Linked DNA regions of Mus musculus: region 2 is linked to region 1. Evidence: chromatin loops called from intact Hi-C (ENCODE). Cell type or tissue: left cerebral cortex. All regions are shown on one strand. Links, peaks and the distances in the headings refer to the core of each region. The heading gives the core; the rest is flanking DNA. Region 1 overlaps Cep170 (centrosomal protein 170). Region 2 overlaps Sdccag8 (serologically defined colon cancer antigen 8).

Region 1 (12,327 bases), core at 2,727-10,726:
TGAGAGTGTGCTCGAGTATTTTCTTGACTCGTTCCATGATTTTAATGTTTAATGTCAAGTCCTTTAAACAAATCTAATGTAGTATTTTGAATATTTAGTTTCATCAGCTGGAATATTTGCTAACTATTAAGGATAGTCACATCTACAGCTGCTGGCTTCATGTCCAGTCCAGCTGGAAGTCACCCTGTCATTACACAAGTTTCCCTTGTTTCTGAAATTGCCAGCTGAGGGTAATTTAGAATTTTTTTTTATTTGCTTTTGATGCTGTTGATATTCACACACTAATCTGGTGCCCACATTTATTTTCATTTTGAAACAAATTTTTCCTTCTAGGTATTTGGAGTAGATGACAATCAGGATTATAATAGGCCTATTATCAATGAAAAGCATAAAGGTCTCATAAAAGACTGGGCTCTCAACTCTGCTGCAGTAGTAATGGAAGAAAGAAAGCCATTGAGTACACCTGGGTTTCATAACTCAGAGGTATGCAATTCTTTTTATAGCATAAAATACAAGTTTTCATCATTTGGAAGTTATTTTAAGTATATATATCTCCCCTTGTGAAATGCTTAAAAAACTAAATTTGGACTTTTTTATAATTTTGAATGAAAATGTAAAGCAATTCTAGTTTTCATTGTCCTTTCAGTGTTAGTGAGTGAAATAATTACAAATCAGCAAACACGTAATAAGCTCCATATTCCACTTTGTAAGTAGCACAATGAGACAAAACAAGAAATATACCCTGCTTATATTCTGTGGGGGTTATGTGTTTGCAATTAGAAGACTGAGCAGGAAACATGAGAGGGATACACTTGATCGCTGCAGTAACAACCAGTGTGGTATCCTGGATGTAAGGAGAGTCATGTAAGAACAACTGATCACTGATGTAAGAGCCAGTGTGGTACCCTGGATGTAAGGAGAGTGATGTAACTGAGGACAGTTTGACCACATAACTATGACATCAGAATTCCATTCCAGTCTATGTAGCAAAAGGGAATATACTTGCATAACACCTATGTTACTGGTTCAGATAACAGGCAGTGACTTCTAGTGGAAGCAGCCTTCAAGCTGTTTTAAAAATAAGGAAAATGCAGTGCAAATTAACTTGGCTGCTATCTTAAATCTTGTCATTTGTAAGGCCAGAAACCTTAAATGACTTTGATTTTTTTTTTTAAGTTTGAGGTGAGCACTGTGTGTGCATGTGCGTGTGTGCATTCACGCGTGTATGTTGCACATGCATGTGGGAGCCAGAGGAGCACATGCATGTTTTCCTCTATTACTGTCTGCCTTATTCCTTTAGGACAAGGACTTTGACTGGGCTGCCCAGCTGCTTGCCTTTACTGTTGCTGCTGATGTCACAAGCACACACAGTCATGATCAGCTTTTTATGTGGGTGCTGGGAATTTGAACTCAGGTTGTCGGGTGCTCTTAATCACTGAGCCATCTCTCCAGCCTTTTTCTTAATTCATCACTTTACTCTTTAGATTAATTTTCTCTAAGGAGTAAGTGAGTGATGAATAAATATAAAATGTAAATAAAAGAAAATCCAAGTTACATAACATTACTATTTCATTTATATTCCTACAAATATGTTTTTAGGGACAGATAAATAGATCTGTATGCTCAATAGTGTTAAAATTGTTACCCTGCGGTTTGCTATTTTCTGAAAATTGTTAGAACAATTACAGGCTTTTAGTGTTCTTTATTTCTCTTAAACTTAGGGAAGTTTTATTCTAATTTCTGTTTAATTTACTCACTGAAAACAGATGATATTAGTAATGATATCAGGCAGTGTGTTGGTATTTTGATAAATCCAGGGAAAGGTTTTTGTAAATTACTTTAGATTCCCTCGTCTCTCTTCCTCCATCTATGCCAGGTAAAATTCATATAGTTCCAGTAAGTTACTGTCTTTGTAGCCATCGTGTAACAGGCCATTAGAACAAAGCACAACATGCCATAAGTATATAATAGTGAAGCCGCTCTGTTGTGGATGCTCTTTGCACAGTGCAGGATCATCTGGTACTGTCTTTGGTGCTCAAGAGTTATAGATGGGGATTGTAAGACCTTGGAAGGGAGTCCAAGAAGTCTGCTAACTTTGGTGTCCAGTTTGTCTATATACATCTTTCTCTACATTTATTTCAATCTATTCTTGATACCATACAATATATTGTCTACATGAATCATTACTTTATCAGTATCTAGCATCAGTTTGCTCATAATTAACACAGTAACTTTTTAAAAAAAGGTATATTTAAATAGCTCAAAATGAACTTTTGTAGTTTTATATTTTTAGTGTGAATGGCTGCCTGAGTTAAGGTTTGGGTGAGAGGTGTCTTTGTTCTTTACAGTACTAGGGATTGAACCTGCCTTGTACTTGCTAAGTGAGTCTCTACCACAGAACTATATATCCCCACGCTCCCTTTCTGTACGTCACTAGGTTTCACAGGCTGATCCCACCTCTGATTTCAGCTTGAGATAGATAACTTTTATATTACCCTCAGCCTACAAATGCTAGGGTATGTCCATGAGTTAAGGGATACACACTTCACTAGAAGGGTTCAAAGACAGATAAAAACATAGATGGGTCTGGGTACAGACTGGGTATAGCAAATTTCATAGTGTGTTATTTTCAGCTTAAATATCATAGAAATACCAGGCTTTGGTTTCCTTTTTTTAAGATTTATTTATTTTTGTTTATATGAGGACACTGCAGCTGTCTTCAGAGACACCAGGAGAGAGCATCAGATCCCATTACAGATGGTTGTGAGCCACCATGTGGTTGTTGGGAATTGAACTTGGGACCTCTGGAAGAGTAGTCAGTGCTCTTAACTGCTGAGCCATCTCTCCAGCCCAGGCTTTGGTTTCTTGAAATCTATTAAAATATAACCTAGTATATTTGATAAGTCTTGAAACCCTGAAGCCAGTCTGATTTCTTAGAAAGTATAGGACTAACAGGTAACTTTAATTAATAACCCTTTAGATTCTCTTCCTTTTAATGGAATAAAACCAATTGCACTGGGCTAGCTGCAAAGCTGTGATTTGTGTCTGTCCTCCTCTGGCAACAGAATAACTGTTGTACCTAGTACCATGTTAGTGTATAAGAAGCACAGGAGATTGTATACTCCGTTCATAATAAGAATACATTGTGGTTGAACGGAACAGCTAGAGAGCCTTGATTGAAGAATCAATGCATCATAACAAGCTGAGCTTGAGACATGGCTTCTGTGTCACATGCTGTGACTGAATGAAGTTCTCGCTCATGAAAATGAGCATTGGCAGGGTTGTTGCATTCTCTCTCTCTGTTTTTCTCCTTTAGGAAGCCATATCTTCATCTGGAAGCAAACGTTGGGTTTCACAATGGGCTAGTTTGGCTGCTAATCATACAAGGCATGATCCAGAAGAAAGGTTAATGGAATTGTCTGCAACTGTAGAAAACGGTAATTTCTCTCTCCTCCTCCATGTTTACCTCTTTTCTCTCCCCTCCCTCCCTCCCTCCCTCCCTTCCTCCCTCCCTCTTTTAGTGGACCATGTGTATTTAAAAACAAAACAAGCTAAACTTAATACAGTTAGAAGTAAATTAAGCTTAAATGAAGTAAACTGAGGACTAGTGTATATATTATACAAGATGCTATGCTATGCCACCTAACCCCAAGTCCTTTTTCCTTAAAAACTTTGGTGTAGTTCATAAATTGAACCTTCCAAAGACAAAAGGATAACTACTAAGATTTAGTATTTCATTTTCAGACACTCTGCTTTTTTATTGTAAATTTTTGCTGTTCAAGTACAATTTTAAAACTTCAAAAAATTAACCCTTCTTGATATGCCAATCTGTTAGAAAAATATGTAATTACCATTATAGTGTAATCATAAAGATAAGGTAATAATTTGCACATGATTCATATATGTATGAATTTATATTATAAATTAAGGTGTCAAATATTGATTTAATTATTTTCTATTTCATTTTTTAGTAATAATGTTACCTTGTACTACATAAGTATATAGTATTCTAAATTATCAGTTTACACTTAAAAAGCTTTACAGTTAATTTTACACATTAAAATGCAAAACAAAGACTCACATATGATCCCTTCATTTTTAAATTCTTTCAAATATGATCAAATTTTTTTGTCTCTGTCTTATCACCTCAAAAGTATTCACTTTTGCATTGGGATCTACTAAATTGAAAAAAAGAAAGAAGTCATTTATTTTAATAAGCTGCCTTACTTAATATACCAGAAAATTATGGTTTAACAGTCCCTTGGTTATAAAATTATGACAAGTCCTGTCACTTTTTACTATTTTCATATTTTCTATTGATACGGATTGTCTTAGGGTTGTCCTGCTGTGAAGAGACACCATGACCAATACAACACTTACAAGGACAACATTTAACTGGGGCTGGCTTACAGGTTCAGAGGTTCAGTTCATTATCATCAAGGTGGGAACATGGCAGCATCCAGGCAGGCATGGTGCAGAAGGAGCTGGGAGCTTTACATCTTCATCTGAAGGCTGCAAGGAGAATACTTGCTTCCAGGCAGCTAGGATAAGGGTGTTAAAGCCCACCCCACAGTGACACACCTACTCCAACAAGGCCACACCTCCTAATAGTGCCACTCCCTGGCCCAAGCATATACAAAATATTACATGGAATTTTTTTTTAATGCCTTGCTAAAAGCTAAGATATTTTGCCCTTTTTTCTTTTCTTTTTTTAGGAAGTACAAATTTTTCACAGAAGGCATTCATTTTATACTGAGGATATTTTTAAACTTATGCTGTAACTAGTAGACATTCCTTTTATATGTGTCCTTTTGCTCTCATGAATTTCTGCTTTGATATTTTTATTTTAGAGACAGATACTGGTGACGCTGGTGTTTCCCTAAGAAGTACTAGTTGTACAACTTCCTTGGCTAGTCAGGGAGAGAGGAAGAGGCGAACTCTTCCCCAGCTCCCAAATGAAGAGAAGCTACTCGAGAGCTCCAGAGCGAAGGTCGTTCCACAGAGGTCAGAGATAGGAGAAAAGCAAGACACGGAACTGCAGGAAAAAGAAGCCCAGGTATACCAAAGCGAGAAGCACGATGCAGACCGAGGCCTGAGTAAAATGAGCAGGGCAGTCAATGGTGAGAGTCCTAAAACTGGTGGAGATGGTAAAGCCCTCCTTCACTCAGGAAGCTCATCTAGCAAGGAGAAGAGTGAGACGGAAAAGGAAACTTCTTTGGTAAAACAAACATTGGCTAAAATGCAGCAGCAAGAGCAAAAGGAGCAGGCCCAGTGGACTCCTACTAAGTTTCCTTCAAAAAATGCTTTAGGCCATATAGATAAATGTAGGGAGGAATCTTCTAAGCAAGAGTCCCAACTCTTAGAAAAAGTTTCAGGACATTCTACGAGCAAAGGAGACAGAGTAATACAAAATGAAAGCAAGAGAAGAAAAGCTGAGGAAATTCCAAAATGCCAGGCCTCAAAAGGAGACAAGAAAGAGTCTTCCAAATCGTTAGTGCGCCAAGGGAGTTTCACCATAGACAAGCCCAGTTCCAACATCCCCATAGAACTTATCCCCCATATCAATAAGCAGAATTCATCTGTACCCACTGCCTTAGCACTGACGTCTGCAAGTAGACTCCGAGAAAGGAGTGACTCTTTGGATACTGATTCTAGCATGGACACAACCTTGATTCTAAAAGACACAGAAGCAGTGATGGCTTTTCTAGAAGCTAAACTGCGAGAAGATAATAATAAAACTGATGAAGGCCCAGATACTCCCAGTTACAATAGAGACAATTCAATTTCCCCAGAGTCTGATGTAGACACAGCCAGTACAATTAGTCTGGTTACTGGAGAGACAGAAAGAAAGTCCACGCAAAAGCGGAAGAGTTTCACTAGTCTCTATAAAGACAGGTGTTCCACGAGTTCCCCATCCAAAGATGTTACTAAGTCAGGCAGTAGGGAGAAAATTGAAAAGAAAGCAAAAAGCCGCTCTGCAGATATAGGTGCAAGAGCAGATGGTCGCAAATTTGTGCAGTCCAGTGGAAGAATCCGGCAGCCTTCCATAGACTTAACAGACGATGACCAGACCTCTAGTGTGCCTCATTCTGCTATTTCTGACATTATGTCATCTGACCAGGAAACATACTCCTGCAAATCTCATGGACGGACTCCACTTACCTCAGCCGATGAACACAACATACATTCCAAACTGGAGGGAGGCAAAGCAACAAAGTCTAAGACTTCTCCTGTTGCCTCTGGTTCAACAAGCAAATCCACTACTCTCCCAAGGCCACGGCCCACCCGGACTTCCCTCCTGCGAAGAGCCCGGCTTGGTGAAGCTTCTGACAGTGAACTTGCTGATGCTGACAAAGCATCTGTTGCTTCTGAAGTGTCCACTACAAGTTCCACATCAAAACCACCCACAGGAAGGCGAACCATCTCTAGGATTGATTTATTGGCTCAGCCTCGAAGAACAAGACTTGGCTCATTATCTGCCCGTAGTGACTCTGAAGCAACAATTTCAAGAAGCAGCGCATCTGCACGCACCGCAGAAGCTGTCATTAGGAGCGGAGCCAGGCTAGTGCCATCAGATAAACTTTCTCCTAGAACTCGAGCTAACAGTATCTCTCGGCTCTCCGACTCCAAGGTCAAGAGCATGAGCTCCACTCACGGCTCTCCTTCAGGTAATTGGTTCTAGATTTTTAATAACAGCAGTATGTTTTCTGTATTGGCTTTTTATATTTAAGAATTATATTTCTAGCTGTCTTAGAAAAATAATTCAAGAATAAGGTTAAAATTAGTGAGTTACTATCTCCTCCATTAAAATGTAAAATTCCAAATAAAGTCTTAGACAAAGTAGTGATTTCAAAATAAGATATTAACTAAACACATTTAGGAGGTTTTTTTTTAATTTGATAGAATTATATTAGGAATTACTATTTTAAAAATAATGTTATGCTCCTAAAACCAGGTGTTTCAGATTTCTTATGAACCTGAAGAGAAATAATATACCTTTTTCCATCCTTTTGGAAATAAATATCTGATTAAAAACTGTTTCATATACTTACACATTTATAGTTGGAGCTGTTGAAAATTAACTTCATTTATTTCAGTGGAAGATCGTGGATTCATGGGGCAATCACTAAACATGTGTGGGTCAAATTAAACTGGAAAGTTAATTGTGAACATTATCTTGTACTCTTAGCGTTTAACTGGAGTGATTATCTGTCACTACAATCACTACTCATTATCTCTAAGCGCTGAAGTGCTATTGACTTACTTGTCTGCACTTCGTATTTAAGCTGAAGCCATGGAGACTGTGTGGCTACAGCTGTGAGGCAGCTAGCTATTTGTGTGTATCCTCCAAGCGTGCTCTTATTACCTCACAATCAGCTGCACGTGTGGGTGTGGCTGCAAAGGCCAGTAAGGGTAGACCAGCTGTTCCCAGACTTAAAAGTTTATGATTCTTTACCAACAAGCTAAGTGAGCCCTAAGTCTTGAGTTAAAAGTAGAGGAACATTGGTGTGTAATCTTGATTTTACTTTTGCTTAATTTATAATACATCCTTCACGACTCAACACCAAGCCAATCGTGCGTTGTAACTGTGTTTCCTCCTTCCCCACTTTCTGTCCTCCTTTCACTGCTGCTCTTGTCTGCTCCTGTTCTGTCCTGTCGCTGCTGCTCAGTGACTGTGTTGATGACAGTCAGAGCCTATGGTAGGACCAAATGCAGACTGAAGCTTAATGGAGGATAAATGATGCTTTCTTTGTTATTCTGGCCTGTTTCCACACATCAGTCTTTGATTATTAATCAGTTGATTACCAGGTATTGTTATTCAATTATCTCTTACGGCTCTTACGGCTCTACCTTCTTAGTTCAATCCCTTTGTGCTGCTGCATTCTGAGCTGTGTTCCCCGATTTCTTCTGCAACAGCGCTTGTTCTGCCATCTTACCTCCATTTAACACATTAAGATATGTTTCCTTCCGTCCTAACATGAGCTGTGATGTAAGTTATATTTTACAAAGAGCATAATGTCGCTTCTTCTCTGATCATTGACTAGCTCTTACCACATGATTAGTCTGATTTTATTCCTTACTCTTTAGCATGAAGTGGCTTATTTAAAATGTGGTCCAAATAGAACCACTTGGCAAGTCTAAAAAACAAATATAAGATTTCATATCATATACAGGTAGTGATTTTTATTTCTGCTTTGAATACAGATCTTGGTACTCCTCTGTATCTAAACAAATAATAAATCCTTGAATTTCTTAATGAAAGTCCCTAGAGAAAATTGAGTTAAATGTTACTTTTATTCTTTATACTTAGTAGTTGGATATTACATAATTACAGTTACAGAATTTAAGATCTAGAAAGGATATTTAGAGAACTGGTACCAGGAGATGAAATAACCTGCCCTGATCAAATCTTAGGGCAGAATGAGAATCCAGGGTCTTTTACTAGCTGTTGCTACTCTGTTAAGAAATGTTACTGTATCCTAGGTTCCATAAGACACTAGTATCTGTTATGTTATTACTAGAAATATATACAAGGTAGATGTGACATAATTTTGGTGGTGATCACTAAAGCATCGAAAGGCTATTTTATCCAGTCCAGTGAAGAATGTACTAAATAGTTGTTACATGGTATGATTACTAGAAAATTTGATTGATTTTTAACAATTGAATGTCTTCGATGCTATAACATTTTTATTTAAGATAACTGTATTATCTTGAGTGAGAATGAAAAGAAAAGAAAAAAGAAAAGAGGGCTTTAATAAACATAGAATCATACTGGCCAGGGTTTCTATTCTCCATGTAACATTAAAAGACCTTGGAGTTATCTACCACCTGTGATACTGGCCATATTGACATATGTAAAAAGTATTCTGTAGTATTTTGGACTAAGTCATTAATTTTTTTTCCTTTCATTTAATGTGTTAAGCATTGATGACTCAGAATGTCTAGTAACATTGGTAGCAGTTCTTTTATGCAATTTGCTTCCAAGGGTTTAATGACTTTGTTTTACCCATATTCTTTTGTTAATTAAAATCAAGGACCCTAAGTTATCAAAATAAGAATATGGGTTGCTTAAACAAGGGGACTTGAGTAAGTTCCAGGCCAGCCTGGCTACTTACTGTGTCTCAGGCTTGGACTGTATAGCAAGATCCTGTTTTACACTAGCTAGTTAATGAAGTAGCTGGTGTTCATTGTTTTAAGTACATAGTTTAGAAAGTGTTGTTAAAATTTTTAAGGTTTTATTTCTTAAATATTTTCCTTATTCTAAATCTCAAAATTCAAACTGGAAATTAAACAGTGGGCATTTACAGCTTGTGTTAATTTTTCTTTTACATGAATGGTGAAAATAGAAAGCTTTCCCAGAGAAATGTTTCTCCCTGAATAATCTTATTGCTAAGTGCTTATAAATATACACAACAAAACTTGTTTGTACTTTAATTCCTCTCTTAAGTCCTATGATATATAATGAAAATGTGTATTTTTCTGATCTTTTTTTTTTTTTTTGCTAAATTGGTAGTTGTATTTTAAGATCGACATAGTTTTGTTACGTTAAAAAGAAATAGTCACAGTTAATCATTAATAAGTCCTTTTTTATTCTAGACATAATAAATAATAGTATGTTTCTAGTAAAAATACTATTTTATACCTTCAGTAAAATAGAAATATTGTATATTTTATAACTAAAGTAAATTTTATTTTGGGTAAAATAGATAGTCTATTATCTATTGTCAAATTAAAGTTTTATATAGTTTCATTTCTAAAAAATATAAAAATACATATATGGATTGTAAGACATGATTCTGTGTGCTGTGTTAAAATAATTTATAATGTTATAAACAAATATGTTTCTTATGGCCTACAAGATTAAAATAATCTTGAAAGTTACTTTCATTTTAATATGTATTGATAACTAGTGCTTCACCAAAGAACAAATTAGACATTGATATTTTAAAAGTCCCCAGTATGGATTTTCAATTTAGTGATCTATTAAGTGCCTTAGTAAGATCAGTCTAATTATATAAATTAAACATATTTTTGTAAATAGAAAATTTAAGAAAGTGAAAGTGATTTTTAAATTTAATCTAGATAGGTAAAAAATCTGAAAACCTTATATGATCTATTTTCCTGTCATTATACTTTCTCCTCCTTTTTTCCTTCTATACGGAACTCCAGGCCCTGGGTTCAGTCAGTCTTCCCTGCTCAATTAAACCTTTCTAGAAACATGCTCATAGGCACACCCAGAGTTGTATAACCATGATGATTTGAAATCCTGTAAAGATAATGATGAAATATTAACTATCACATTCCTCTTCAGAAAAAAGAAAAATATTTATATATGCTTTTTACAGAGACCCATGAGCTTCCTCTGCATATTCCTATCTTCCTGTACCCATTAGTCTAGATCCTAACCCCAGGAGAGCAAATAGTTGTGTGAGTAAGTACAGGCTCTGATTTATACATATTGCCCCTATAGATTCCTCTGCTTTAAGCCATCTTCAGTGGCGATGTGTATAGTTTTATCTAAGAGCCAGCCCACTTCAAGGAAAGTACAGTTTGAAGAAGTATCAGGAAAAGTATGAAATTCTAATGGAGGATGAGGAAATTCTGGGCTTCACTTACCTACTATATGGAGTAGGCCACCCTCGTCATTCAGAACTATTCTTAATCACTTGCTAGCCAGACACATCATCTAAATGCTAGGTACACATTAGTTGTTAAATAACATTTTCTGCCCTTATGGAGTTTACCATGAATTAGACATTAACTTCTCTGTTCTTTTCTTGTTTATATTTTACAAATTACTTGTATGTTTGATTTTGCTATTAACAGTAAAATGTCTACATTAATTTGTCTTCTAATTTTCAATGTGTCAGCAATAACATTTGTAAAATGTCTTTACTAACTGTAAATGAGAAAGTAATTGCCACTTTCCTTAATGACAATCTGAATTCTCTCTTGTGCCTTAAATGTCAGTGATTGTGAGGTTTTGTAGTCTCATGCTTTGTAGAGTTTACACCATTGTCTAGTTTGACCATATGTTTTTGGTGTTAAAGCAGCAAAGAATTGTACTGAAGATGCTTTGTTGTGTTCTTTTACCATGTAAAGAGACTTTTTCCAACCATAGCATAACAGGATGTTGAATGACAGAGGTAATGTTTTTTTTTTCCGCCATAAAGGCATAATTTCTGGACAGGAATTATGCACATATGTATGTTGGGAAAAGAGGGTTTTCTTCATCTCTGTGTTCAAAGTCCATGTGGCATGAGGAAGTCTTTTCCCTTTTTATTTTTGTCTTGTTGGTGTTTTTGCTGTCATTTAAAAAGCATCCATATCTCGACTCAAAAAGTATGTGCAACTGAAAACACCCTTGTTAAGCATTTATGACTAGAGCTTGTTTATCATTAGTGAACTTTTTCATCTGAATGTTTATTCGCTACACTATGAAAAACACGGTCTTTTGATTGTTTTTAATCATTGTTTTTAATTCACCAATGTATAATGTTTCAATCTTTAAGGAACTGTAGACTTAGAATTTTTTGTGAGGTATGTGTGTCAGTTACTGAAAATTGTGCTGTGTGTGAACTCTCGTGGTGATCTTGTAATCATGATTTTTATTTAAAAAGTTTAAATGATAACATAATAACTCTTTTTTTAATAATTAAACAAATTTAGTAAATTCAAGATGGAGGCGCTTTCCTACTGATTATGCTTCCACCTCAGAAGATGAATTTGGATCAAACCGTAATTCCCCTAAACATACTCGTCTACGTACTTCTCCAGCCCTGAAAACCACTCGCATGCAGAGTACTGGATCAGCAATGCCTGCTAGTTCTTCATTCAAGCACCGAATTAAAGAACAGGAAGATTATATCCGAGATTGGACTGCCCATCGAGAAGAGATAGCCAGGTTGGCTTTTATTTATTTTTTATCAGCATTGCTGGTTATTGGGGGCTGGAGAGAAGTGACTCAGCAGTTAAATGCAGAGGAGAAGAAAACCTGGGTTTGGTTCCCAGTACCCACAGAACAGCTCTCACTGTAAATCCAGTCCCTGAGCAGCCAGTGTCTCTTCTGACTCCTCAAGCTCTTGCTGTATATGCTGCCCAGACATACACTCAGGAACACCCACATACATATAAAATAAACCAAATGTTTTTTAAAAATATCAAAAACATTCCAGGTTAATAACAAAAATTTGCTTCTTTATACAAATTATCTAAGAAGTAAAATCCTCAGGTCTAATTAAATGTTTTATTAAAAGAATTACTCTTTATCAGACTTTTGTTTTCATTTAAATTATTTAATGTTCATGCTGTTGATATAGAGCA
Region 2 (12,327 bases), core at 1,821-9,820, 110 kb before region 1:
TGGTTGAATTAGGGAAAGGCTGAAAGAAACTGAGGAGGAGGGTGAACCCATAGGAAGACCAGCAGCCGCAACTAGCCTGGATCCCTGTGGTCTCTCACACACTGAGCCACCAACCACGCAGCATGCACGAGCTGGTGGTCCAAGACCGCTGACAGACACATATACAGCAGAGGACTGCCTGGCCTTGCCTTAGTGGGGGAAGAGTCACCTAACTCTCAAGAGACTTGAGGCCCCAGGGAGTGGGGAGGCCTGGGGTGGGAGACATCTTCTTGAAGACAGGGGGAGGAGGAATGAGATGAGGAACTGTGGGAAGGTGGGTGGGGATGGGGCAATGAATGGACTGTAAAAACCAAAGGAAATAAAAAAGAAAAACCTCCCTCACTTCCCTTGGACATATTCATAATAATGCCATTATCTATAATGTCCAAGAATGAATTAGAACTGCAAACTACATAAAAAAAACCCTCAATCAAATGAACTTCCTATAGAATCTCAGTCCTCTGGCATTTGTCTATGCCTACAGCACTGGCCCAACCCAGGTCTCACATAGCTCACAAGCTATATGATTATAATTTGGACAGTCTAGGATGGTTAAGACAACCACAAGTGACAGTTCATACTGGTAATGATGTGGAGCAAGGGAAACACGTCTCCATTGCTGGCGGGGGAGTGCAAACTTGTACAGCTACTTTGGAAATCAATATGGCAGTTTCTTAGAATGGATCTACCTCAAGACTCAGTTATACCACCCCTGGGCATATACCCAAAGGATGCTTTATCCTACCATAAAGGAAACTTGCTCAACTATATCTACAGCAGCCTAATTTGTAATAGTCAGAAACTGGAAACAATCTAGCTGTCCCTCAACCAAAGAATGGATACATCAAATGGGTTATATTTATACAATGGAGTATTATTCAGCTGATAAAAAAATAACATCATAAATTTTACAGGCAAATGGATGGAACTAGAAAAAAAATCATTCTTGGTGAGATGACCCAGACCCAAAAAGTCAAACATGGTCTGTCCTCACTTCTAAGTGGATGTTTCAGGGAGGGAGCAGGAATGAAATCTCCTATTGTGGGGGGAGACAGGAGCAGGAGGGATCAAGTAAGAGGGAGATGGAGGGAGAAATTATTGGGAGAGACAACTGGAATTGGGGGCTAATTGGGGAGTCTATGGAAACTCCAAAGAATCTACCAGGGTAGCCCTAAGACTCCTAGCAATGGGGGATACAGAGCCTGAACTGACCATCTCTCATAGTCAAGCAAGACTTCCAGGAGAGGAACTGGAACAGTCAGCCACAAAACCTCCTACCTACAAGATGTGCCATGGGGAAGTGGCCAACCAATGTCCAGTCCAGTTTGAGACCCATGCCATGAGAGGGATCTCACCTCGACACTGTCTGGAGGACCAGGAACCAGAGGCCAGACAGCCCAGACACCTAGGACAGAACCAAATACAACCTAATAATATTCTGCTGTACTCCAAGACCAGAGCATAACTGTCATCAGAGAGGCCAACAACAGACGGAAGCAGATGCAGAAACCCACAGCCAAATGTTAGGTGGAGCTTGGGGAATCCTGCAGGAGAGGGGAAGAAGGGGTTGTAGGAGCCAGACAGGACAAGAACATCACAAGCAACCCACAGCACCAACCAGGGAAGCCTGCATGGACCTTACCTAGGCCCTCCTCACATATGTTACAGTTGTGTAGCTTGGCCTTCTTGTGGGTCTCCTAACAGCGGGAGCAGAGGCTGTCTCTGACACTTTTGCCTGTTTTCGGGACCCTCTTCCCACCACTGGGTTGCCTCATCCAGCCTTAATATGAGAGAGGTGCCTAGTCTTATTGCAACTTGATATGACATGTTTGGTGTTACCCCTAAGAGGCCTGTCCTTTCCTGAAGGGAATCAGAAGAGGAGTGGTTAAGGGGGAGAAGTTGGAGGGGGGAGACTTGGGGGGAGAAGAAACAGGGGAAAATGTGGCTAGGATGTAAAATATGAGAGAAAAAATTAAAACTATTTGAAAATAAAAATAAAGCAAACAAACTGCACAGCCACATTTGTTGACAGTAGATATGGAAATAGTCTCCGTGTACACCATTGGGTTTTAGGCACAGTTATGCTGCCCTCTGCTAAAAGCTAAATATAGACAGAAAATATCTAGGATATGCAGCAAACTCTCCTTCCTTCATCTAGAAGGTATTCACTTTCAGGTCTTTATTTTGGAAAGTTTCTGTTATCCTACAGTATGAGAGCCAATTTCAAACGTGTCTGGTTAATCAAAACCAAATTGTATTTGGTTTTGATTAAAACCAGTTCTCCAAGGAAGTTAGCCCCAACTTAAATCCTAGCTGAGTGCCTTAGAAACTAGGAAAATTTTAAACTAGATTGTAAGAGAAATGAGAGTGATTTTTTTTCTATAACTGAATCTGTTGGAGCCTGAAATACTAGGGAATACTGAATTCTGTGCAATTGTGTTAGTTATAACCATTTTCCACTAATCTAGTAAAACACAACCCAGTAACCTTTACTGATATAATGAATACTACCGGTATAAGTAAATAGAACCAGTATATCCAAAGAAATTCCCAACTGAACAAAAACTTAGGCATTAACACCATTTAAGTATGGGAACAGTAAGAACACCTGAGAGCCCAGCCAGCCCAAACAGCAAGAGGGAAAGATTCCAGTTTCCGCGGGAACCAGAGGAAATGGTCCTCATGGTGGCCTAGCAAGAGGAGGTTCAGTGGAAAGCACAAAGTGGAGCTGTCAGTCATATAAACAGAGTGCTGATGACTGACTGCTGAGCCTGAGGCTTCTGTCTCCTGATGCTCATCAGCAGGCGGCTGTGGAGGAGGAATGAAGAGCAATGACTAACCCTTAGGTTACAAATTGTCATGGAGTCTGTCACTAGGTATGTAACCAAGTTCACACATTTCATTTTATACCCTTTTAAATTTTTAACATTTATACTTGGTTACAATGAAAGAAACAGTAAAATTTAGTAACGTGTGAAAATAAAAAATTTAGTCACATATGCACACACATGGAAGCCAAAGTCCACTTCAACCACATCTCTACCTTAATTTTTGAGAGATGGTCTCCCACCTGACCTGGAGCTCACCAGTTACATAGACTGGTTGGTATTATGTCCTAGAGATCCTCCTGTCTCCACCTCCCCAGCAGATCCTACCTCAGGTCTTAATGATTGAGCAACAAGCAATCGCCTTACCCTTGGACCTAAATCAGGGAGCTGGCATCCCCAATCTAAAACGTCTCTAACAGGTGGCCTCACCAAGGCTCAGGACTCTCTAACCCTCACTACAGGGGTCTGCAGGGTACTGGTCCTTGTAGTTCAAGGGCTCGAATTTACTCATTTTTGAGAGCCACAGCTGATGTATAACCCTGAAGAAACAAAATCCTCAGAGGCTACATCACAACTAAGATGATCATGTCCAAGTGGGGCCTGCACCCCATTTTTCCCGGGGGATCTGTGGTGGGTTCTCCTTTTCCTTACTTGGTGGAAATGGCCGCCAGCCTTGAGGAGCTGAGAAATTTTGCTTTCCCAAACCAATGGATTCCACTCATGTGGCTTCCTTTGCAGTCACTGCATGCTGTTTATCAACAGTTATTTCAAAACATAACTTTGTGGGCTTCGTATTTCTATTTCTAGTTTTATTAAGCCAAAGGATAAAAATTACTATCATAAAGAAGTCAAACATTTTCCACAACAAAACTAACATCTTCCAACTGAAGTTTTAAACCAGGAAACCTATTTTATGACATTTCTAATCTTCCTCCCAACTGTTATAGTTTCCTAGAAATTCCAGCAAAAGACTCATGAATAATAAATTAATATACCACAATGATTTATTGTTTACGTTTAGTGAGCATAAAATTTAAAGCTTATAAATATGAATTTATTTTTTTGAAGCAAAGCCCATTAAATAAAAGTGATTATCAATACATTTAAGATTTTTACTTATGAATAAAACACAGTATTGCTTTTAATGTATAAATACTTGCTTACCGGAAACTTATCCATAAGCCTACACTGAGACTATTTGCATCAGTTAATGGCCATGTTCTGAGAAAAGCATACTATATCAGTTGACACTTACATAAGCCTGCATATTGTAGGTCATGTTACTGCTTCTGAAGCAATCAGGAGACCCTCTGAATATGAGGTGAATGAGGCTACTGCTGGTGTGATCACACACACGCAAGGGATACAGTCTAAAATAATGGTAAACAATACAACACACATGAAGGCCAATGACACAGTTGCTTTTATCACTGACGGTTGTATATACTACATAACCACATATGCCACATTCTGAAGCAGCACCAGGCTTGCTAATCCCAGCATCACCACAAACATGCCTGCGAGGACTGCAGCCCGGCTGGGTGAGGGAGTAAGGTGCACTGACAGCTTGGTTCTGTTTTGCACTAGACACTGTGCTGCAAGCGGCATGACGGCCATGCCCAAGTGAAGTCTGGTGCTCAATGCTTTTCTGGTCTTTTGTCCACCCCAAATTTCTTATTTCTGCTTTTTTGCTCCTCTTAAAATCTAAGACACAGAATAAAAATGTTTTTTTTTTTTTTAACATTTACTGAACCTTCTATGTTGCCATTTGTAAAGAAAATTTTCCTCAGAGTGTTCTTTCACCTCTCTTGTGCCTACTGACTTCCTAAGCCCATGCCTGCACACATCACTCAGCCTCTTTGATCCTGAGGCAGGCAGGCAGGCAGCCTGGAACCTTTGCTACCTGATTCTTGAATTTTATCAACACATTCTACCCTCATTGATTCCCAGATTATATTTTTTTTCTCCTTAAAAATCATCTTCAGTTGTAGTTGTTACATTTTTCAAGTGAAGCCCTTCACTGAGTGACCTTATGCACTAAAAGCTTCCTAAGTGGCACAGAGTCCTGTCACCACGTTCACCAGGGCGATTTCAGTGTTCTCCTCACCCAGGTAGGAAAAGGTACAGCTTTCAATCAGGAAATAATTTGCCCAAACCACAGATCTAGAAAGTGGAACACAACCATTGCTGGACAGTACTTCCACACCATTACCTGAAAACAACATTATGAACTGCCCAGGCCTGATATTTGTTGTTTTTTTTTTTTTTCATTTCTTTCTTTTTTAATTAGATATTTTCTTTATATTTCAAATGTTATCCCCTTCCCTGGTTTCCCCTCCGAAAATGCCCTATACCCTCCCCTCTCCCCCTGCTCACCAACCCACCCACTCCAATTCCTGGTCCTGGCATTCCCCTATACTGGGGCATAGAGCCTTCACAGGACCAAGGGCCTCTCCTCTGCTACATGTGCAGCTGGAGCCACGAGTCCCACCATGTGTACTCTTTGTTGGTGGTTTAGTCCCAGGGAGCTCTGGTATTTGTTTCTTATAAACAGGTCAGGAACTTTCACAGCCACTAGAAGGGTAAACAACAGTGCCATAAAGCAATGCCTTCTACTCTGAATGCAATACAAACAATGACCACTGGGTGGCAACAAACACCAAGCAACTACTTCGGATTAAAAAGTGCTTCTGAACTGAAAATATCCACAGTCCCTATCTTTTAATACTCTCCCAAAGCAAAATTCGTATGTTTTATCAGAACATTAGGTGAAAACTCACAGACTCCAACACCATGTTATCACATTTCAATACAGTGTGAATGCCAGGTACATAGCACACAATGTCCACCTCATACATTCTTTTTCCTTTTTTAAAAATTCTTCTCTCCCGGGACTCCGCAGAAAGTTGTCTGCACAGACAAGAGTGTGGACCACAGAAGCTAACAGCCTCTGTGACAGGCGAGAGCCACAGAGCTTCTGAGGCAGCGCCGTTTTCGGGCTCCAGACATCCGGCCACCTTCCAGGCGAGAGGACAGGGGCCCTCCTGGCCCTGGAGGTTTTTGCCTCAGGATCTGCGGAAGCGATCTTGGTTCCGGAACTCCACAGAAAGTAGTCTGCACAGGTGAGAATGTGGACTACTGAAATTAACAGCTTCTGGGACAGGCCAAAGCAACACAGCTTCTGGGAAAGGTTCTGTTTTGGCCCTTCATCTTTGACCAGGAGGAGGTCCAAACGCCAGATAACTGTGCACCTTCCCTGTAAGAGGTGAGCTTGCCTGCAGAGACTGCTCTGACCACTGAAACTCAGAGGAGAGAACTAGTCTCCCAGGTCTGATGATAGAGGGTAACAGAATCAACAGAGGAACAATCTCTAAACAGAGACAACTATAACAACTAACTCCAGGGATTACCAGATAGCGAAAGGTAAACATAAGAATCTTACTAACAGAAACCAAGACCACTCAACATCATCAGAACCCAGCACTCCCACTTCTCCCAGTCCAGGGCACCCCAACACATCCGAAAAGCTAGACCCGATGGTAGAGGACATCAAGAAGGACTTTAATAACTCACTTAAAGAAATACAGGAGAACACTGCTAAAGAGTTACAAGTCCTTAAAGAAAAACAGGAAAACACAACCAAACAGGTGATGGAAATGAACAAAACCATACTAGACCTAAAAAGGGAAGTAGACACAATAAAGAAAACCCAAAGTGAGGCAACGCTGGAGACAGAAACCCTAGGAAAGAAATCTGGAACCATACATGTGAGCATCAGCAACAGAATACAAGAGATAGAAGAGAGTATCTCAGGTGCAGAAGATTCCATAGAGAACATCGGCACAACAATCAAAGAAAATGGAAAATGCAAAAAGATCCTAACTCAAAACATCCAGGAAATCCAGGACACAATGAGAAGACCAAACCTACGGATAATAGGAGTGGATGAGAATGAAGATTTTCAACTCAAAGGACCAGCAAATATCTTCGACAAAATCATAGAAGAAAACTTCCCAAATCTAAAGAAAGAGATGCCCATGAACATACAAGAAGCATACAGAACTCCAAATAGACTAGACCAGAAAAGAAATTCCTCCTGACACATAATAATCAAAACAACAAATGCACTAAATAAAGATAGAATACTAAAAGCAGTAAGGGAAAAAGGTCAAGTAACATATAAAGGCAAGCCTATCAGAATTACACCAGATTTTTCACCAGAGACTATGAAAGCCAAAAGAGCCTGGACAGATGTTATACAGACACTAAGAGAACACAAATTCCAGCCCAGGCTACTATACCCAGCCAAACTCTCAATTACCATAGATGGAAAAAACAAAGTATTCCATGACAAAACCAAATTCACGCATTATCTTTCCACGAATCCAGCCCTTCAAAGGATAATAACAAAGAAAAAAAAAAAACAACAAACAATACAAGGACGGGAACCACGCCCTAGAAAAATCCCTCAACAAACCTAAAAGAAGACAGCCACAAGAACAGAATGCCAACTTTAACAACAAAAATAACAGGAAGCAACAATTACTTTTCCTTAATATCAATGGCCTCAACTCCCCAATAAAAAGACATAGACTAACAAACTGGCTACATAAACAAGACCCAACATTTTGCTGCTTACAGGAAACTCATCTCAGATAAAAAGACAGACACTACCTCAGAATGAAAGGCTGGAAAACAATTTTCCAAGCAAATGGTATGAAGAAACAAGCTGGAGTAGCCATTCTAATATCTAATAAAATTGACTTCCAACCCAAAGTCATCAAAAAAGACAAGGAGGGGCACTTCCTATTCATCAAAGGTAAAATCCTCCAAGAGGAACTATCAATTCTGAATATCTATGCTCCAAATACAAGGGCAGCCACATTCATTAAAGAAACTTTAGTAAAGCTCAAAGCACACATTGCACCTCACACAATAATAGTAGGAGACTTCAACACACCACTTTCACCAATGGACAGATCATGGAAACAGAAACTAAACAGGGACACAGTGAAACTAACAGAAGTTATGAAACAAATGGATCTGACAGATATCTACAGAACATTTTATCCTAAAACAAAAGGATATACCTTCTTCTCAGCACCTCATGGTACTTTCTCCAAAATTGACCACATAATTGGTCACAAAACAAGCCACAACAGATTCAAAAATATTGAAATTGTCCCATGCATCCTATCACATCACCATGGACTAAAGTTGATCTTCAATAACAAAATAAATAATAGAAAGCCAACATTCACATGGAAACTGAACAACACTCTTCTCAATGATACCTTGGTCAAAGAAGGAATAGAGAAAGAAATTAAGTACTTTTTAGAGTTCAATGAAAATGGAGCCACAACATACCCAAACTTATGGGACACAATGAAAGCATTTCTAAGAGGAAAACGCATAGCTCTGAGTGCCTACAAAAAAGAAACTAGAGAGAGCACACATTAACAGCTTGAAAACACACCTAAAAGCTCTAGAACAAAAGGAAGCAAATTCACCCAAGAGGACTACACAGCAGGAAATAATCAAACTCAGGGGCGAAATCAACCAAGTGGAAACAAGAAGAACTATTCAAAGAATCAACCAAAGGAGGAGCTGGTTCTTTGAGAAAATCAACAAGATAGACAAACACTTAGCCAGACTCACTAGAGGGCACAGGGAAAGCATTCTAATTAACAAAATCAGAAATGAAAAGGGAGACATAACAACAGATCCTGAAGAAATCCAAAACACCATCAGATCCTTCTACAAAAGGCTATACTCAACAAAATTGGAGAACCTGGATGAAATGGAGAAGTTTCTAGACAGATACCAGGTACCAAAGTTGAATCAAGATCAGGTTAATGATCTAAGCAGCCCTATATCCCCCAAAGAAATAGAAGCAGTCATTAATAGTCTCCCGACCAAAAAAAGCCCAGGACCAGATGGGTTTAGTGCAGAGTACTATCAGACCTTCAAAGAAGATCTAATCCTAGTTCTTCACAAACTATTCTACAAAATAGAAACAGAAGGTACTCTACCCAACTCATTCTATGAAGCCACAATTACTCTGATACCTAAACCACAAAAAGACCCAACAAAGATGGAGAACTTCAGACCAATTTCCCTTATGAATATTGATGCAAAAATCCTCAATAAAATTCTTGCTAACCGAATCCAAGAACACATCAAAACAATCATCCATCCTGACCAAGTAGGTTTCATCCCAGGGATGCAGAGATGGTTCAATATACGGAAATCCATCAACGTAATCCAGTATATAAACAAACTCAAAGACAAAAACCACATGATCATCTCCTTAGATGCTGAGAAAGCATTTGACAAAATCCAACACCCATTCATGATAAAAGTCTTGGAAAGATCAGGAATTCAAGGCCCATACCTAAACATGATAAAAGCAATCTACAGCAAACCAGTAGCCAACATCAAAGCAAATGGTGAGAAGCTGGAAGCAATCCCACAAAATCAGGGACTAGACAAGGCTGTCCACTCTCTCCCTACCTATTCAACATTGTACTTGAAGTCCTAGCCAGAGCAATTAGACAACAAAAGGAGATCAAGGGGATACAAATTGGAAAGGAAGAAGTCAAAATATCACTTTTTGCAGATGATAGGATAGTATATATACGGGACCCTAAAAATTCCACCAGAGAACTCCTAAACCTGATAAACAGCTTCAATGAAGTAGCTGGATATAAAATTACTCAAACAAGTCAATGGCATTTCTGTACACAAAGGATAAACAGGCTGAGAAAGAAATTAGGGAAACAACACCCTTCTCAATAGTCACAAATAATATAACTCTAACTAAGGAAGTGAAAGATCTGTATGTTAAGAACTTCAAGTCTCTGAAGAAAGAAATTAAAGAAGGTCTCAGAAGATGGAAAGATCTCCCATGCTCATGGATTGGCAAGGTCAATATAGTAAAAATGGCCATCTTGCCAAAGGCAATCTACAGATTCAATGCAATCCCCATCAAAATTCCAACTCAATTCTTCAACGAATTAGAAAGGGCAATCGGCAGATTCATCTGGAATAACAAAAAACCTAGGATAGCAAAAACTCTTATCAAGGTTAAAAGAACCTCTGGTAGAATCACCATGCCCGACCTAAAGCTGTACTACAGAGCAACTGTGATAAAAACTGCATGGTACTGGTATAGTGACAGACATGTAGACCAATGGAACAGAATTGAAGACCCAGAGATGAACCCACACACCTATGGTCACTTGATCTTTGACAAGGGAGCTAAAACCATCCAGTGGAAAAAAGACAGCATTTTCAACAAATGGTGCTGGCACAACTGGCTGTTATCATGTAGAAGATTGCGAATTGATCCATTTCTATCTCCTTGTACTAAGGTCAAATCTAAGTGGATTAAGGAACTCCACATAAAACCAGAGACACTGAAACTTATAGAGGAGAAATAAGGGAAAAGCCTTGAAGATATGGGTACAGGGGAAAAATTCCTGAATAGAACAGCAATGGCTTGTACTGTAAGATCGAGAATTGATAAATGGGACCTCATAAAATTGCAGAGCTTCTGCAAGGCAAAAGACACCGTCAATAAGACAAAAATACCACCAACAGATTGTTAAAGGATCTTTACCTATCCCAAATCGGATAGGGGACTAATATCCAATATATAAAAAGAACTTAAGAAGGTGGACTCCAGAAAATCAAATAACCCCATTAAAAAATGGGGCCCAGAACTGAACAAACAATTCTCACCTGAGGAATACTGAATGGCAGAGAAGCACCTGAAAAAATGTTCAACATCCTTAATCATCAGGGAAATGCAAATCAAAACAACCCTGAGATTCCACCTCACACCAGTCAGAATGGCTAAGATCAAAAATTCAGGTGACAGCAGATGCTGGCGAGGATGTGGAGAAAGAGGAACACTCCTCCATTGTTGGTGGGATTGCAAGCTTGTACAACCACTCTGGAAATCAGTCTGGCGGTTCCTCAGAAAATTGGACATAGTACTACCGGAGGATCCAGCAACACCTCTCCTGGGCATATATCCAGAAGATGTCCCAACCGGTAAGAAGGACACATGCTCCACTATGTTCATAGCAGCCTTATTTATAATAGCCAGAAGCTGGAAAGAACCCAGATGCCCCTCCACAGAGGAATGGATACAGAAAATGTGGTACATTTACACAATGGAGTACTACTCAGCTATTAAAAAGAATGAATTTATGAAATTCCTAGGCAAATGGATGGACCTGGAGGGCATCATCCTGAGTGAGGTAACCCAATCACAAAGGAACTCGCACAATATGTACTCACTGATAAGTGGATATTAGCCCAGAAACTTAGGATACCCAAGATATAAGATACAATTTGTTAAACGCATGAAACTCAAGAAGAACGAAGACCAAAGTGTGGACACTTTGCCCCTTCTTAGAATTGGGAACAAAACACCCATGGAAGGAGTTACAGAGACAAAGTTTGGAGCTGTGACGAAAGGATGGACCATCTTGTGATTGCCATATCCAGGGATCCATCCCATAATCAGCATCCAAACGCTGACACCATTTCATACACTAGAAGATTTTGCTGAAAGGACCCTGATATAGCTGTCTCTTGTGAGACTACGCTGGGGCCTAGCAAACACATAAGTGGATGCTCACAGTCAGCTATTGGATGGATCACAGGGCCCCCAATGGAGGAGCTAGAGAAAGTACCCAAGGAGCTAAAGGGATCTGCAGCCCTATAGTGGGAACAACAATATGAACTAACCAGTACCCCGGAGCTCTTGACTCTAGCTGCAAATGTATCAAAAGATGGCCTAGTCGGCCATCACTGGAAAGAGAGGCCCATTGGACACACAAACTTTATATGCCCCAGTACAGGGGAATGCCAGGGCCAAAATGTGGGAGTTGGTGGGTAGGGGAGTGGGGGGAAGGGTATGGGGGACTTTTGGGATAGCATTGGAAATGTAAATGAGGAAAATACCTAATAAAAAATATTAAAAAAACAGGACACAGGGATGTCTACAAAGAGTGCCACCTGAACTGTGCCTCCTATGAGGATCAAGTGTGCCATCTATGCATGCACAGAGCAGCCTGCACGGGCTCAGAGAGCTCAGGCTAATGCTGTTAGAATTCACATGCTGGATCTGCACGAAAGAGTGTGGTGGAAGATAATGCATGGAAACGTATCTCTTCCTATACTTCAGGAGAGGGATTCCCTAGGGAGATAGTTACAACCCAGAAAACCTAAGATAGTGGAAAGGACACACTGGAACAGGGGGAACCCAGGAGGGCAGTCAGGACGCTACAGCAATAGTCTGCACACGTGGTGTAAACGCTCAGCAGAGTGTGGGAGGGGAACGGTGGGCACATAGGGGACTGGAGTCATGGTGAGGTGTGGGCAGGGGCTGAAGATATTGTAAATGCTATACGTCTGAGTTGCTGGCAAAGTAGTATTAGTGAGCAAA

The links. Hi-C counts contacts between places; a loop is a spot of excess contacts. Peaks named below come from ENCODE experiments on the same cell type or tissue, not always from the same donor. Only the 100,000 strongest peaks of a DNase experiment are listed, where the experiment ranks them.
Region 2: a loop joins it to region 1, with 2.5 times the contacts of the local background. A loop is called at or near these places in 7 of 42 quality-filtered maps.

The regions. Positions count from the first base shown.
Region 1 is chr1:176,749,507-176,761,833 of GRCm38, reverse strand. It overlaps Cep170 (centrosomal protein 170), which reads left to right. Exons shown (of 20, transcript NM_001099637.2): 11 at 334-483; 12 at 3,317-3,437; 13 at 4,851-6,668; 14 at 11,674-11,908. Among named protein-coding and RNA genes, the nearest start is that of Mir350, 17 kb to the left of the region's middle. In left cerebral cortex, for the core only: no CTCF peak of the experiment used is centred there; DNase peaks (open chromatin) are centred at 6,385 and 7,695.
Region 2 is chr1:176,855,526-176,867,852 of GRCm38, reverse strand. All of the region lies in intron 9 of Sdccag8 (serologically defined colon cancer antigen 8), which reads right to left. Among named protein-coding and RNA genes, the nearest start is that of Sdccag8, 47 kb to the right of the region's middle. In left cerebral cortex, for the core only: a CTCF peak has its summit at 5,518 (motif pointing right); a DNase peak (open chromatin) is centred at 5,509.